Regions from separate parts of the Homo sapiens genome. Here region 2 is linked to region 1. Evidence: read pairs that join two places in POLR2A ChIA-PET (ENCODE). Cell type or tissue: K562. All regions are shown on one strand.

Region 1 (8,000 bases):
CTTGGTGGGGTGCAGCCCCCATCCTGGCCCTGACCCTGACTGCCAGTGACTTCGGACCCAGAGGGAGACTGGCTGCTCCCTCAGCTACGGTGGCTGCGAAGTTCCATACATCATCCTTACGATGGAAACTGCTCTCCACAGCCCAGTTCCTCCCGAAGCTGAGGCCAGAGAGTGTCGCTGATGAAAATGTTCATAGAGGAAGTGCCTGCAGGTGCTGAGCCGGAGACCCATGCCTTTCTGTGTGCCCGGAGTCCGTGGTCTTGGATGTGGAGAAGAGACGGCTCAGCCTTGGCCACCACTGGGCCATGCTGCCTCTGTAGCCACCAGAGCTCCACGGGTCGCCTGGGTGTGACCCAGCGCGAGGGAGAGGGGAGCAGGTGGTCTTCAGGGCTCTGGCTGATGCCAGCGCTCTATGCTTGCTGGCCACCCAGCTCACTGGCCACCGTCTTCCTTCACTCAGACGTCGTGGTGGTTATGAGTTCTCCACGCACATCAGTGGCTGCCCGTGGCTGTTGAGACAAAGAACAAAGTCTGCACCAAGATCTGCAGCCTCTTGTGAACCGGCCCGAGCCCAGCTCAGGGCTTCCCCTCGTCTTCCGTATGACGGTGTCCCTGACTCCAGGTGCTCCCGCGGCCGCCTCCCCTTCTGCCCTGCCAGCCTGAGTTGTCTTCTCTCCTTCTCTCCTTCCTTGGTCGTCACTCCCCGTAAGGGCCCAGCAGTGTCCCTGGTCTTGCATCCCCAGCACATGCTTGTCAGTCCCTGCAGGTGTGGCCGTCGTGGGGACGTGGCCTTTGAGTGGGCATGTTGGTCCTGGCCCTCCTCCGGGGGGTGTGCTGTGCCAGCACTCGTGCCTTTGACCCCGCCGATCCTCACACTGCCCTTGGGAGATGGATCTTCCTTGGCATCTCCATTTTACAGATGGAGCAACTGAGGCAAGAAGAGATTGTTACTTGCCCCAATTCTCAAAACCCAGTAAGCAGCAGAGCTGGATGTGAAGCTGCCTGGCTGGGTCTCCACCTGCAAGGAGGGTCTGCTGAGCATGGGCCATGGGCGGGGGAACCAGTTGAACAGCGGTCAGGGTAGACTCAGATGAAGTGGCATTCGGATGGAGACCTGGAAGGCAAATAGGAACGAGCCCGGTAAAGGGAGCGGGGGTCACACAGTCCAGACATGACTGGAGCAAGACTCGCCTGTGGTCGCTGGGGTGTGGCGCGATGAGGCTGGGGCGGGCGCAGTGGAGCTGGGGGGCCTCGTGGAGACCAGCCTTGCTCCCAAGCTGGGGTGTGGCGCGATGAGGCTGGGGCGGGCGCAGTGGAGCTGGGGGGCCTTGTGGAGACCAGCCTTGCTCCCAAGCCGGGGATGGCCATCGGGGCTTCCTCCAGGGCCCTGCTTCCGTCTCCACCTGCTGATGCGAGGTTCACAGGAGAGGTCTTAGTGACAGCAGCCTCACGCCCAGGAAGGTTCCTGGGTGCCAGCGTGCTAGCTCTGAAGGGGCTGTGTGAACTCTGTCACTTTTTTCTCCATAAAGTGTCTCTGTCAGGCCAAGAAGAATTTGCCACCGTTGCTCTAGGATGGTGCGTTGTCAACGCTGAGCTGGAAAAGGTGTGGGACATCTGCCGGACATCTGGGCGGCCCTCCAGGGGCTCAGTTAGAAGGGCAGCACTCCCGTTACGTGTGCAGTTGACCCTCAGACAACTTGCGGGCTGGGGGTGCCAGCTCCTGTACAGTCAAAAATGTGTATATAACCTGCGACTCCCCAAAAACTGAGCTCATAGCCCACCGTTGACTGGAAGCCTTACCAGTGACAAACGGTCGATTGACACAAACTTTGTGTGTTACACGTGTTCCGTACTGTGTTCTTACAGTAAAGGAAGCTAGAGAAGATCGTCGCACAAAAGAGAAGTAGGCCTTCTGCTCAGGAAGTGCCCCAGGTGGAGCCACGTGAAGGCCTTTGTCCTGGCCAGGCTGCCCCAGGTGGAGCCTCGTGAAGGCCTTTGTCCCGGCCAGGCTGCCCCAGGTGGAGCCTCGTGAAGACCTTTGTCCTGCCCCAGGTTGCAGCGGCAGAGGAGGTGGAGGCAGTAGAGGGGAGGCAGGCGTGTTCCGTGTCACTTCATGGAGGTACGTTGTGCCTTCTGTCTGGCTTTCTTGCTTTTTATTTCTCTAAACGGTTTCTGTGTGGTCCCAGTCTTCCTTCCACTGTTTGCTTTAGTTTTAGTGCCTGTTTTAGAAAAGGGTCCGTGTCATAGAAGAAAGCAAAAACCGTCTCGAGTGTTGAGAGTCCTGCCAGGTGATGGTGCGTTTGTGTTTGGCACTGGTGAGGAGGCACTTGGCTCCACAGCGTCGTCTTCTGTTCTCTTGAGTTGCTGCACGATTCGTCTCATGGAACCCTTCTCCCCTCCCTTTTGACCACATCCACGACCTCTCGTGGTTTCCTTGATTGGCTCTGTCATAAATCCCGTGAGGTCAGACACAGCCTGTGGACACAGTTTTCTCCAGCGGGAGTTTGTGTGGGCTCGACAGCCTTCACGGCTCTTCCTATAACAACGATGGCGTCTTCAGTGGTGCAGTCCTTCCAGCTGTCATCATGTTTCCTCTGTGAGGTTCTCTGCCACCGTGTTGGCCGTCCTGAGAGGACTGTGTAATGAGCCCTAAAGGGCCTTAGGACCCCAGATCTAGAGTAAGGCTCATTGTGTTTGGGGAGCAGGTAGACTGATGAAGCCTTCGGTGTTGAACTCATGAGTTCTTCGTGGCCAGGGGCATTCAGCAAGATGAAATCACTGTAAAAGGCAGTCCCTTACTGGAAGGTACTTCCTGGCTTCAGGGACAAAGCATCTGGAAAAGTGTTTCTCATTGCCCAGGCCTTCTCGTGCAACCAGAAGACTGGCAGCTGCTGTTTGTCTTTCTTGTTCGAGGCTCAGGGTTAGCGGCTTTATAGCTAAGGGCAGTCCTGCTGATACACCCGGCAGCGTGTGCACAAACAGCAGAGTCAGCCTCTCCCGACTGGTGCTCGCTCCTCTTCCTTCCTAATTCATGTCCTTTGTGGCATTTTTTCCCTAATAGGGCACTTGCGCCTGCATAAAAATACCTGTTCAGGCAGATGTCCTTTCTCCTCCATGATTTTCTTTTTTTTTCTTTTTTCTTTTTTTTTTTTTTTTTTTTTGAGACAGGTTCTCACTCTACCCAGGCTGGAGTGCAGTGGTGCAATCTCGGCTCACCGCAGCCTTGACCTCCTGAGCTCAAGTAGTTCTCCCATCTCAACCTGCTGAGTAGCTGGGACCACCGTGCCTGGCTAATTTTAAAATTTTTTGCAGAGACAGGGACTCCCTATGTTGCCCAGGCTGGTCTTAAACTCCTGGGCTCAAGTGATCCACCGGCCTCAGCCTCACAAAGTGCTTGGATTATAGCCATGAGCCTCCAGGCCCCGACTTACGCTGTATCCTGACAGTGGTTTACCTTTCTCTGTACTGTGAATGGTGCTGTGTGTGGTCTGTAAGTTTTGCGTGTGTGAGTTTTGATGCATTGTAACTTTTTATAATAGATTTGTATATATTTTGTGGTAGTAAATGATAAAACAGCATCTACATATGGTCTCTGCATTCATGACATGCCTTTTCTTAATTTTTTGTATATTTCTAGGCCGTGTGGCTCATCTGCAAGTTTTTTCAAATTGTCACATATCTCCAAAAAATTTCCCAATACATTTGTTGAAAAAATGTGCGTATTTAAGTGGACACACGCAGTTTAAAGACATATTGGTCAAGGTGACCCCTTCCCATGTGTCACGAAGAGGAGGGGACAGGAGGTGAGGGAGGCTGCCTGCCCTGTGCGGAAAGCGCTCACTGCACAGCCTCAACGGTTCCTGCAAACTGCCACGCGAAGTGCAAGGAAGACGGCAGGTCCTCAGATAACGACATTTCTGTCAACGTCATTTCCTTATAACGTGGATGAGAGAAAAAAAACTGGTTTTGTTATGTGTCCTTCCCCTTCAAGCCACCGTTTCCAGGAGCCTGTCAGTGACACGAAGTGAGGACTTCCTTAGTTTCCTCTGCCTCCCTGTTTATGTGTCTGAGGGTCAGTGGGTGGGACAGTTCCAGAGCAGAGGTTTCTCTTCGCTGGGAGAGCCTGGCAGATGGGACCTGCGGAGGAGGCGGAGAGGGTGGAGGGGGTGGAGGGGGTGGAGAGGGTGGAGGGGGTGGAGGGGGCGGATTGCCGGCCCTGAGGCTCGCTCTCCCTCTCTCGGCCTCTGAGGACTTGGAGCTCGGTGTCCTCATCTGCCAAGTAGGGGCGGTGACATTCACACCACAGCCTTTGATGGAAGCTCAAAAGGAATAAGGTGGGTCCGGGTGCTTCCAAAGCATTAAGGGCTGAAGAAACTGCACGGAGGCCATGGTAGCGGGCTGGGTAAGGAGCGATCAGTGTGGGGCTGTGAGGGGCACTGCCCTTCTGCCGCGTCATTTCGCACAAGCCCCTGAGCACTGGCCAGGGGCCTCCTATGTGTGGGGATGGGCCGCCAGGCTGATTGGACACGGATCCCTGCCTTCCAAGGGCAGAGCCCTCTGGTCTAGTGGAGAGACGGTGTGAAATATGTTGGGAAGATGAAGATCTTTTGCTTTTGCAAAGCCTTGGTTTTCTACATGTTGAAGGAGGCAGCGTGTCCTGCGGGAGCCTTTGTAAGGGAGTTGGTGGAATGATTCCTCCACAGGTGTTTGCCTCAGGGCGTAGCTGATGCATGTTTGGGCTGCAGCATGTCACCTGCGTGACGGGGAGTCTTCATTCGCCACGGTAGGATGGGGGCGTATTCTGGTCACACGCTAGTCGGAGTCGGGCACGCCTGTTAGGACGTTTGCCCTCCATGCTCGAGGTGTGTGCTATGCGGACCTGACGGACTTTGGAGCCTTCCTCGGCCTCTGTGAGCATCAGTTTCCCCGTCTGTAGGATCCTGCGTTTGTCACCAGGCCACTCCCGTGGTAGATAATTTGGTCAGAAAGCTTTGTCAACTGTAAAGGGCTGTGTAAATTTACTTCCCATGGAAACAAGGCCGGTCGGAGGCTTTTCCTGCCAATGAAACTAGGCCTGGGCAGGGGGTCAGGGAAGTCCTTGCTGAGGTGTTACCTGTGTTCAAATTGTGAAATAGATGGGAAAGCAACCAGGAACAGATCAGTGGAAAGAGTTCCACCAGGGAGGAGACAGGGCAGAGGCCCAGGGGTGGTGGGACGGAGGTCAGGCCTGTGCATGGCTGGAGGGGAGAGGAGGGGACAAGTGAGCGGAGCAGTGCTGGGTCTGGCGGATCCTCTGGAGGCCGGGACTCTCCCAGGCGCCTTCCAGCTCGGTTCAGAATGTTAGAATTATGTACTTAAGTCTTGATTTGAGTGTTTACTGGCTTATCATGGAAGAGTAACAGGTAGAAACAACCAGCAGACATTTGGTCTTGGGAATCTGAAGCCTCATTGGGGACAGCCTGTGAGGAGCCAGTGACAGGGTGGATTTGTGGCCCGACGTGATAAGGATGCCGTCACGGAGGCCGAGTACTGAGGCTCATGTGTTTTTGGGCAGCGCCCTGCGGTGGATGAGCTTGTTGGGAGTGGGGCACAGGAATCAGAGCAGTTGTGAGGCCTGGGTCGGATCATGCCTCTGTTCCTCCTGGGCTCAGCCCTTTGGCACCTGGGATTCTGCATTCCAGGTGTTACAGAGTTGTTTACTGCAGGGCTGACAGCCATTCCCACCGGCCACATTTGAACTCTTCACATTCTCTCTAGCGCTGCCTGAGATTCAGGAGAATTATTTAATTTTAGGGTTTTTTGAGATAGAGTCTCGCTCTGGCGCCAGGCTGGAGTGCAGTGGCGCTATCTTGGCTCACTGCAGCCTCCTCCTCCCGGGTTCATGCCATTCTCTTGCCTCAGCTTCCCAAGTAGCTGGGACTACAGGCACGCACCACCACGCCCGGCTAATTTTTGTATTTTTAGTAGAGACGGGGTTTTACCATGTTGGCCAGGATGGTCTCTATCTCTTGACCTCGTGATCTGCCTGCCTTGACCTCCCAAAGTGCTAGGATTACAGGCGTGAGCCACCACGCCCGGCCAGGAGGGTTATTTAAAAAGAGCAGCACCACCTGGCCTGGGCCCAGACTGTCCAAGCGGCCTTCACCTGAGGTGCCGGGAGAGTTCCACGGTCGCTGTGCAGGGCTCTGTGTTGCCACCTTGTACCAAGATCTACGGGAAGATAGAAACTAGGAAACATGCAGGAGAGGTGGCCAGAGGAGGGCAGGGTGTGATGTGGCCAGCAAGTGCCTGGGGCAGCAGGGATGTGCTGTGTGTTTGTTTGTGTAGGTAACATGCCCTAAGACAAATCTGAGAAACCACAGATGGGACCAGATCCCACCGTGAAAACCAAATCCTGGCAAACATCTTGGAACGTTTTCTTCTTCCCGTCTTTTGTTTTTGCTGTTTCTAGGCCGGCTTGATGATGTCACACGGCCGTGATTCTGTTGTGTGTGCAGTCTGGGCTCTCAGAGCAACTTTTTGTTTTGTTACATGTTCTTTCTGGGCACAAAGGTGCTTTTTTTTAAAAAAAGTGTGGAATAAAAATGTGTTATAGAAATTCCCAATAAACAGAATGAAACCATGTGGAATTGTGAGCCAGATAAAAGGCCACAGAAATGAGACACTTCGCCAGGATGCACGGGCTGAGGAGCCGGGGCTGTGGAGGGGTCCGCCCGTGAGCTGCCCACGGCGGGGCTGCTGGGAGCACCTCCTGTTTCCGCGTCCCGTGCCGTCTGCTGCGCTGACTGGGTGAGAGCATGAACCCTTCTTCCTCAGTTCCATGTGGTCTGAGGCTTGGGCAAGGAGTGGCCGGGGATGCAGAGAGCTCGTGTCGCTTCTCCCTCATCCACTGAAAGTGGCCTCAAAACCTGAATTGGTTTCACTTAGCCAGCGTAAGCGGGAACGGTATTTGGTCATTGTTTCTGAAAGAGGTTTCTTTCTTTTTTATTTTTAAATTACAGGGAGAAAAGGCCAGTATCTGAAACAGAGCTGTGGTATATTATGTAGAAAAATAGCAATCTGAACCGCTAACACACACAAGCCTTCATATTTGTACAGAGTCTGGTGATATGTTCCGTCTCTTCCAGGCATGCTTTTAACAGAACCTCTGGAGTTTGAGATCATAGCTCGCTCTCAGAAAAGACTCTTACTCTTTTTACATGATTTATAGTGGAATCATTGATTTAGACAAGTGGGCAGAATCGGAATACAAGGCAAAAAAGAGCCTCATCAGTATCTCAGTGACAGGCAGACATAACGTTCCCTCCCGTTCAGAAATCACTGGGCTTCCGGTCACAAGGCTGTGCCAGGGCAGCACCCCACGTGGCTGGCTCCATTCCTCCAGGCAGGTCCATTTGCTGGGTGCCTGGGTCTCGCCTCTGCACCTGCCTCTCCCACGGTGCGGCGTGCCCTGCCACACTGCCGACTCTGCTGAGGCCTCCAGGCTCCAGGATAGCCAGCACCCATCCCTTGACCCAGTGGTGCCCCTTTAGGCTGTCCCCTCAAAGTCTCAGGGCCTGGAAGGACCCCTACAGAGTGAGGAGCCAGGAAATATTTGTGAATTGTTGGCAGTGCAATTTTTACATCCCAGAGGAAGAACACAAATCTTTTAAAAAGAAAACCTCACTGGTCAGCTTCGGAAACCATGACTTTGATACTGGTGACTGAAGCACGAGCCAGGCACTCCCCTTCCTCATGTGAGTCATTCCGCTGGGTTGCAGTGAGGGCAGGTCTCTCTTTACAGAATTGTCCCAGCTCATCATGAGCAAACGGTGAGAGATGACACGTCACCATTTCACTGCAGCCCTGGTGCATTAATGCATTTAGGTCGTGATCACTAAGGAGAGAGGCGTCGCTTGCCTCTGGGTGGAAGCATGTTCCACTACCTACAAAGTAATGTCACCAAACAAATCAGACAAGAATCTAGATCTGAGTGCCCTGTTACAGAAATGCCAGGAGTC
Region 2 (8,000 bases), 760 kb after region 1:
TTTCCCGGGGAGAAACACCTGCCCACTTTTCTCTCAGCCTGGTGGTCATGAAGGGAGATGGTAAGGTCCGCTTTGACGGATCATGACACCCCGAGCTCATGTTAGAAAGGGAAGGGAGATGGCCTGGGGTCTATCTGTGGCCACACACAAAGTTGGACCTTAGGATGGGCTCCCTTTGCCACCTATGGCCTTCAGAAGGTCCCATCTGTGATGGTGGCTCCAGTGAGGAGGGAGTCCCCATTTCCAAGGGTCTCCCTTGCAGAGATGGCCAGGAACCGAGGGTGAGCACAAATTGGGGGTGGGCACAGCCTGACGAGGGCAGCTGCTTTGGGTTTTTTTCCTCCCTTGAATCAGAAGTTCAGATGCAGCGTTTCCCTGGGAATCTGGGCTTTTAATTTTTCTCTTTTCCTTTTTAAGTTTTTTATCAGCAGTGTTTTGTTTCACTGCCCCAAGTGGAACCGATGAGCGGGGTGCTACTGTGTGGTTGCCCCCACATCTGACTCACCTCAGTGCCCAGGATGGGAGCAAAGCACAGGTGAGCTGCCCCGCCAGGCCCCTGCGGAGGGGGTGCATGCATGGAGACAGCTGTGGGTGTGGAGGTAAAGCACTCCCATTCCAAGCCCATTGCCCAGAGGGGAGAGCTGGGGGACAGAGGTGAAAGCACTTCCAGACCAAGCCCGTTGCCCGGAGACCCCTTCTTGTTTCCGTGGCAGCAGCTGCTGACCTTTCCGACCTTTCCACCTGCGTTCTGAAACCAGCGTCTCTGGTTACAACCAAAGAGGTTGCTCAGTCACACTCCTGAAAGGCAAAAGGAGGTTGGCCAGTAAAAAAGATGTAAACCCTAGATGTAGTTCTTAGTGTGGAAGCCACAGGAGAACTTCCAATGTGGCCACGGGGATCGCCGAGGCTTTTATGCAGGTAACTGAGCTGGGTGACCAGCTGCCTGGTTAACAGTTGGGCAGAAGTGACCTATTGTTGTGCTCTGTGCTGTCTACTTACAGCTACCGCATAGCAACATGGTAGAGACTGTGACGTTTTGCTCGGCATCAGGTGAAGGCATTCGGGAGTAAGTTTCACAACAGAAGACAGGCTCAGAAGCAGATCATCCGAGTCGGGGGAGAGAGGCGGCGACTAGTCAGGCTCCCTCGAATCCCAGGCTGTGATTATTATCTGCAGCCTGTGTCACCCAGGATGAAAGGGGATGGAAAAGCCGTGCATACCCTTGGTGACAAAGCCACTCCTGCTCTTAAAGGCTGGAGCAGGACATCTGACACAATCCCAGGTCTCCATGGAGGCAGGGGCATGGCCGGCAGCTGTAGACCACAGCCTCCGGGCTCTGGCGTGGAGGAAGAAAAGGAAACCAGCACAGAATTTTTTTTTTTTTGAGACGGAGTCTGGCTCTGTCCCCAGGCTGGGGTGCAGTGGTGTGATCTTGGCTCACTGCAACCTCTGCCTCCAGGATTCAAGTGATTCTCCTACATCAGCCTCCTGAGTAGCTGGGATTACAGGTGCTGGCCACCACGCCAGGGTAATTTTTGTATTTTTAGTAGAGGCGGGGTTTCACCATGTTGGCCAAGCTGGTCTTGAACTCCTGACCTCATGATCAGCTCGCCTCAGCCTCCCAAAGTCTTGGGATTGCAGGCGTGACCCATCGCACCCGGCCAGCACAGAATATTTTTAATTGAAAAAGGAGGGGGCTGCTTTGTGAATTTTTTTTTTTTTTTTTGAGATAGAGTCTTGCTCTGTCCCCAGGCTGGAGTGCAGTGGTGCGATCTTGGCTCACTGCAACCTCTGCCTCCAGGATTCAAGCGATTCTCCTACATCAGCCTCCTGAGTAGCTGGGATTACAGGTGCTGGCCACCATGCAGGCTAATTTTTGTATTTTTAGTAGAGGCGGGGTTTCCCCATGTTGGCCAGGCTGGTTTCCTGACCTCAGGTGATCCTCCCTCCTCGGCCTCCCAAAGTGCTGGGATTACAGGTGTGAGCCACTGTGCCCAGCCCAACTTTGTGAAAATTCTAAAGGATCAAGAGCAGACTGGGAAAGTGGGACCTTGGTCTTTAAGGCTCAGCTTAGGGAGGTGACAGCTGTGTGCAGCCGTGTCCAGGAAGTGGTCCACGGTCAAGGGAGAACTCTGTAATCTGAGTGTGGAGAAAGGTATTGCACAGTCCCCAGACACCCCTAAACATTTCTTCAGAGCCATCTGAGAACCGGCCCTATCTGGGTCATTGCCATAGACAGAGGACACAGCTTGGGGTGCAGAGGACCCAGCCTGGCCCTGAGGCTGAACCATCTGAATAGATCCTGAACACTTGTGGAGACGGAGCTCTGCTGCCCCGAAACCCCGGGATGGACACAGGAAGACGAGCCCGTGCTTTGTACACCAAAGAAAATGACTGAGGAGTCTCAATCTATCGAGAGGTTTATTTTGCCTGGGTTGAGGACGTGCCCAGGGGAAAGTGTCGGCAAACCAGATCCGCAACTTCAGGAGAAGGATGGGCTCCGCGGGCTAGGCGGGTCCGAAGGAGCACAGTAGGACCTGCGGCCTGCACGATTTCCAAAGAGGGTTTGAGAACTTCCGTATTCAAAGAGGAAAGAGCAGACAGTAGGGAAAAATGGAAAGAAAAAAACGGGAGGGTGGATAAAAGAGGCCAGCGGTTGCATTCTTTTGAGGCGTTGATGAGCCTTCCCTGAATCCCCGTTTTACATGGGAAAGGTGGAAGAGGAACAGTAAACTGTGCATTCATCCTGTGCTCAGTGAACCTGCATCTTTATGGAAGAACAGTAGAGGAGGGAGTCAAAGATGCGTTTGTCTCCCGTGAGCGGAGGGAAGACTTCTAGTCCTGTCTTTGTCCCATACCTGTGCAGATAAGCTGTTAATTTACATTTTCAGGGTGAAATTCAGCAGAACTCTGTTTTAGGACAAAGTTCTTGGAAAAGAAAGAAAGAAAAAAGATGTGTTGCCTGTAATCCCAGCACTTTGGGAGGCCGAGGCAGGCAGATCACCTGTCAGGGGTTCGAGACCAGCCTGGCCAACATGGTGAAACCCCATCTCTACTAAAAATACAAAAATTAGCCAGGCGTGATGGCACGCGCCTGTAGTCCCAGCTACTTGGGAGGCTGAGGCAGGAGAATCACTTGAACCCGGGAGGTGGAGGCTGCAGTGAACCCAGACCCTGCCACTGCACTCCAGCCTGGGCAACAAGAGCGAAACCCCATCTCAAAAAAAAAAAAAAAAAGATCTTGGGGACCACAATGTATTTCCTTGTGAGCAAACAGTGAGGGGGGCCCCCTGGGGAGGGGAGTGGCCTTCTGTCTTTGCATCTGTCTATTTAGGAAGACACTGGGAGGTAGTTTTGGGTGACCCAGTTCCCAAGCTTAACTCTTCTTTTTGGCATAGTGAGTTTGGGGTCCTGAGATTTTTATTTTCCTTTTACCTCTTTAAGCTGGAGGAGAAGGAAACTTCTCAGGGATTATCCCAGCACATTATCTTATCTTCCTAGGCTTGAGATAAGACAGAACTGCCTTTGGGCTGCCTGTGTCCCTGGGAGTCCAGAGACCCTGGGTCATATGGCCGGGCAGATGGCAGAGAAAGCTCCATTCAAAATGTCCTGCTCCAAACCTGAGATTCTTATCCTGTCTTAGTAAAACTTGTAAAAATGTGATGGATACATTACAATCTCTGTAACCGCCCAAAGAGTTCACCTTGCCTGCTGTGTAGATAGCGCCATTTTATCAAGACAGAGGAATTGCAGTGGAGAAAGAATAATTCATGCAGAGCCGGCTGTGCAGGAGACCGGAGTTTTATCGTTACTCAAATCAGTCTCCCCGAGCACTGGGGGATGAGAGTTTTTAAGGACAGCGTGGTGGGTGGGGGGAAGCCAGTGAGCCGGGAGTGCTGACTGGTCGGAAATGAAATAGGGAGTCATAGCTGTCTTCTTGCGCTGAGTCAGTTCCTGGGTGGGGCCCACAAGATCAGATGAGCCAGTTTATCGATCTGGGTGGTGCCGGCTGATCCATCAAGTGCAGGATCTGCAAAATAGTTCAAGCACTGGTCTTAGGTTTTACAATCGTGATTTTATCTCCGGGAGCAGTTTGGGGAGAGTCAGAATCTTGCAGCCTCCAGCGACATGACACCTAACCGTAATTTCTAATCTTGTGGCTAATTTGTTAGTCCTACAAAGGCAGTCTAGTCCCCAGGCAAGAAGGGGTTTTGTTTTGGGAAAGGGCTGTTATTCTCTTTGTATCAAACTATAAACTATTAATATAAACTAAATTCCTCCCAAGGGGAGTTCAGCCTACACCCAGGAATGCACAAGGACAGCTTGGAGCTTAGAAGCAAGTGGAGTTGGTTCATCTCTTTCACTGGCTCATAATTTTGCAACGGCGGTTTCATCTCTACCCTGACAATACCTTTTAGTTTTCTTACCCACTGGGGTCGAGACTTAATTGAAGACCTCAGACGGACAGCATAACACGGAACCTGAGACCTTGATTTGCGGGGACAGGCTTAAAGTGTATTCTGGAGTTGGTGCCCCCACCCCAGGGGCCGGCTCAGAGGGTTCACTTTCCAGCCTAACGGCAGGGGAACCAGAGGCTGCCGACCTGGATCTCACCTTGATGGAGGTCTTGTCACCTTCCTCCTTGGCTGGAGAGACAGACTGTGGATGCTCTCCTGCTGGCCACCCAAAAACAACAAACAGACAAACAAATATGAATGAGGAAAACTTGAAGAGGCCCCACGTGCCAGAGGTGGGACAGCTTGAGATTTGGTGAGGATAATTGCAGTGGCTCAAAACCCATAAAGAAGTTTAAGTCCATGAGTTCACCGTAATCTGAAACAAAAACAAAAACAAAAACAAATTGATCATCTTTGGAGGCTAACAATCAATTCATTATCTAGAGACAGGTAAGTAAAAATTCAGCATTGCTCCTGCCCATATCGGGGAGTCTTTTTTTTTTTTAAGCAATCCAACTAATAAATGAAAGAAGATTGGGAGGCCAAGGCGGGCAGATCATAAGGTCAGGAGTTTGAGACCAGCCTGACCAATATGGTGAAGCCCCATCTGTACTAAAAGTACAAAAATTAGCCAGGCGTGGTGGCACATACCTGTAATCCCAGCTACTCCGGAGGCTGAGGCAGGAGAATTGCTTGAACCTGGGAGGTGGAGGTTGCAGTGAGCTGAGACAGAGTAAGACTGTGTCTCAAAAAAAATTAAAAAAAAAAAAAAGAATGGTAGAATTAGAATATCACCATTTGGCAACCCCTGGTGAATGAATGAGTGTAGGTAATGCAGCCACTGACCCCTCGAAAAGGGGGAGCATCCAGCTTCTGTGCCCTTGATAAAGAGCTGCAGGGGATGGCCAGGCGCGGTTGCTCACGCCTGTAATCCCAGCACTTTGGGAGGCCGAGGCGGGCAGATCATGAGGTCATGAGATCGAGACCATCCTGGCTAACACGGTGAAACCCCATCTCTACTAAAAATAAAAAAAATTAGCCAGGGGTGGTGGTGGGTGCCTGTAGTTCCAGCTACTAAGGGAGGCTGCTGAGGCAGGAGAATGGCATGAACCCGGGAGGCAGAGGTTGCAGTGAGCCGAGACCACGCCACTGCACTCCAGCCTGGGCGACAGAGCGAGACTCCGTCTCAAAAAAACAAAAAAAAAAGAGAGATGCAGGGCCTGGGTGTGATCGGGCCCCTGGCCCCAGCCCCTGGCTCCAGCTGCCTCCTTGCAGGAAACCCACTGGACAAGGGAGGAGGTGTTGATCTGTGAGGGGCAGCCAGCAACCACTCTCACTGTGGGGAACTTGGCAGAGGACAGCCCCAGGTATTCACCAGATCGACTGTAAGGAAAAGAAAGGGATGGCGTGGAAGCTGTAGGGGAAAGAGATTTAAAAGACACATCAGATAAAAAAGTGGCTCAGACTAAACTGTCATGTTTAAAGATAGAGATATTAAATAATTTGACCTAAATGAAAGTGTAGAGAAGCACAAGGGAGAGAAGATCCTGTCAGGACGGTGATGACTTTGGGGGCTGGGAGAGGGCTGTGGCCATGAGGGTGCTGTGGAGGGGGCCTGGAGTGGCTGGCAAAGCTCTTGGCTTGCGTGGTGGTGACAAAAAGTGTCTGCCCTATCAAAGTCCATGAAGCTTGGCTGGGCACGGTTGCTCATGCCTGTAATACCAGGCTTTGGGAGGCCAAAGTGGGAGGATCGCTTGAGCCCAGGAGTTTGAGACCAGCCTGAGCAACATAGTGAGACCTCATCTCTACAGAAGATTTAAAAATCAGCAGGGCATGGTGCTGTGCACCTGTAATCTCAGCTACTCTGGAGACTGAGACAGGAGGATCTCTTGAGCCCAGGAGGTCAAGGCTGCAGTGAGCTGTGATTGTTCCACTGCACTCCAGCCTGGGCAATAGAGCAAGACACTGTCTTAAAAAAAAAAAAAAAAAGGCCGGGCGCAGTGGTTCACACCTGTAATCCCAGCACTTTGGGAGGCTGAGGCGGGCGGATCACAAGGTCAGGAGATCGAGACCATCCTGGCCAACATGGTGAAACCCTGTCTGTACTAAAAATACAAAAATTAGCTGGGCGTGGTGGCGCGTGCCTGTAATCCCAGCTACTTGGGAGGCTTAGGCAGGAGAATCGCTTGAACCAGGGAGGCAGAGGTTGCAGTGAATGGAGATCGCGCCACTGCACTCTAGCCTGGCGACAAAGTGATACTCTGTCTCAAAAAAAAAAAAAAGAAAAAAAAAAAGATTTCATTAAGCTAAAAAAAAAAAAAAAAGTCTCTGATGGTTTCCTAGTATGGTTTGAATGGAGCCGGAAACCCCCATAGCCCACCCACCTACCTTCAAGAGCTCATCCCTCACATTCTCCCTCTTCTGCCTCCCCGGGGGGTGGGTGCATCCACTGCTTTCCCCACTGCAGGCGCTTTGCACGGATTTGACCTTCTAAAGGCAACGTTGCACCCACAGTTTGCAGGAGACCTGCCTCCATCTCCTTTCTCCCAGAGAGAAGCAGTCATATTTCCTGCAGTGGGTTATTTAGCACTTACTGCTGGGACCCCCCTAGGCCCTGAGATGAGGACCTGGGGACCAGGGACCCCAGGAGGCCCAGTGAGGGAAGGGTGTGAGACATCTGGGGAGGAAAGCCAGTGGAAGGGTGACGGCCATGGGCAGCTGGGCTCAGGCTCCTGGGGGCCGTGGGGAACGTGCCTCGGAACTTCCCTCTGAGGGCTGAGGGAGCCGGGATCGCCCATCGACTCCCATTCCTCAGTAGCTGATGTCCGCCCCTGGGCCGTGAGCCCCTGCCAGGTCCGGCAGCTCCGGCAGCAGGTGAATGTCCTCCCGCGGGACACGGGAAGCCAGGGGTAGAGACGAAACCGTCTGAGGTGACCTCTGGGGTACGGCAGCATCTCTCATTCCCTCCTGCCCTGCGTGGAGTCCATCCCGTCCTGTCGCTGATTCTTCAAGTGACAATTTCTGGGAGGGCTGGTGGCACACATGCCAGTTCCCACCACCACCACCGTGGCCTTGGCGCCACGGCCGACTCTCATTCTAGAGCCCGTCACCCCGTGCTCCTGCTGGTCTGGGTCACTTGCTGGCTGGGCTGTCTGATGTCATGGCTGAGGCTTCCACCCCAGGGACCTTCCCCCGGCCAGACGGTGGTTGCTGCAGTGACCTGTTTACTGTTTGCTTTGGGCAAAGCACCAAGGGTAGTGGAAAAGGTGGATAAAACGAATGAGAAGATGGAGGCTTTGACCCGGCAATGGAGCCCTCGGGAAAGGATGGACAGGCCGCATCGGAATCGCAGATTCGCTGGAGTGCACTTCGCATAAAAGCCCCTGGATACAGCTGAGGAAAGACTCAGGGACCAATGCTGAGATTGACTGAGAGAAATGATCCAAATGGAAGCACAGAGAAGGAGAAAGAGAGATAAACCAGCTAAACCAGCCTGGAGCTGGAAACGTGTGGGGTGAGGCCCACAGGCCGCAGGGGCCTGCG

What was found. Peaks named below come from ENCODE experiments on the same cell type or tissue, not always from the same donor. Only the 100,000 strongest peaks of a DNase experiment are listed, where the experiment ranks them.
Region 2: POLR2A ChIA-PET joins it to region 1 with 5 read pairs; 1 of 35 experiments calls an interaction of 5 or more read pairs at or near these places.

The regions. Positions count from the first base shown.
Region 1 is chr9:136,228,079-136,236,078 of GRCh38, reverse strand. The region is part of intron 1 of QSOX2 (quiescin sulfhydryl oxidase 2); the gene reads left to right. Among named protein-coding and RNA genes, the nearest start is that of QSOX2, 14 kb to the left of the region's middle. RefSeq lists an enhancer at 6,755-7,954. In K562, no CTCF peak of the experiment used is centred here; DNase peaks (open chromatin) are centred at 3,978, 4,178, 5,473 and 7,759.
Region 2 is chr9:135,464,995-135,472,994 of GRCh38, reverse strand. It overlaps PPP1R26-AS1 (PPP1R26 antisense RNA 1), which reads left to right and starts at 746. Exons shown (of 3, transcript NR_038969.1): 1 at 746-918; 2 at 4,286-4,907. RefSeq lists an enhancer at 7,373-8,000. In K562, no CTCF peak of the experiment used is centred here; DNase peaks (open chromatin) are centred at 1,144, 3,874 and 4,534; H3K4me3 peaks cover 1,019 bases.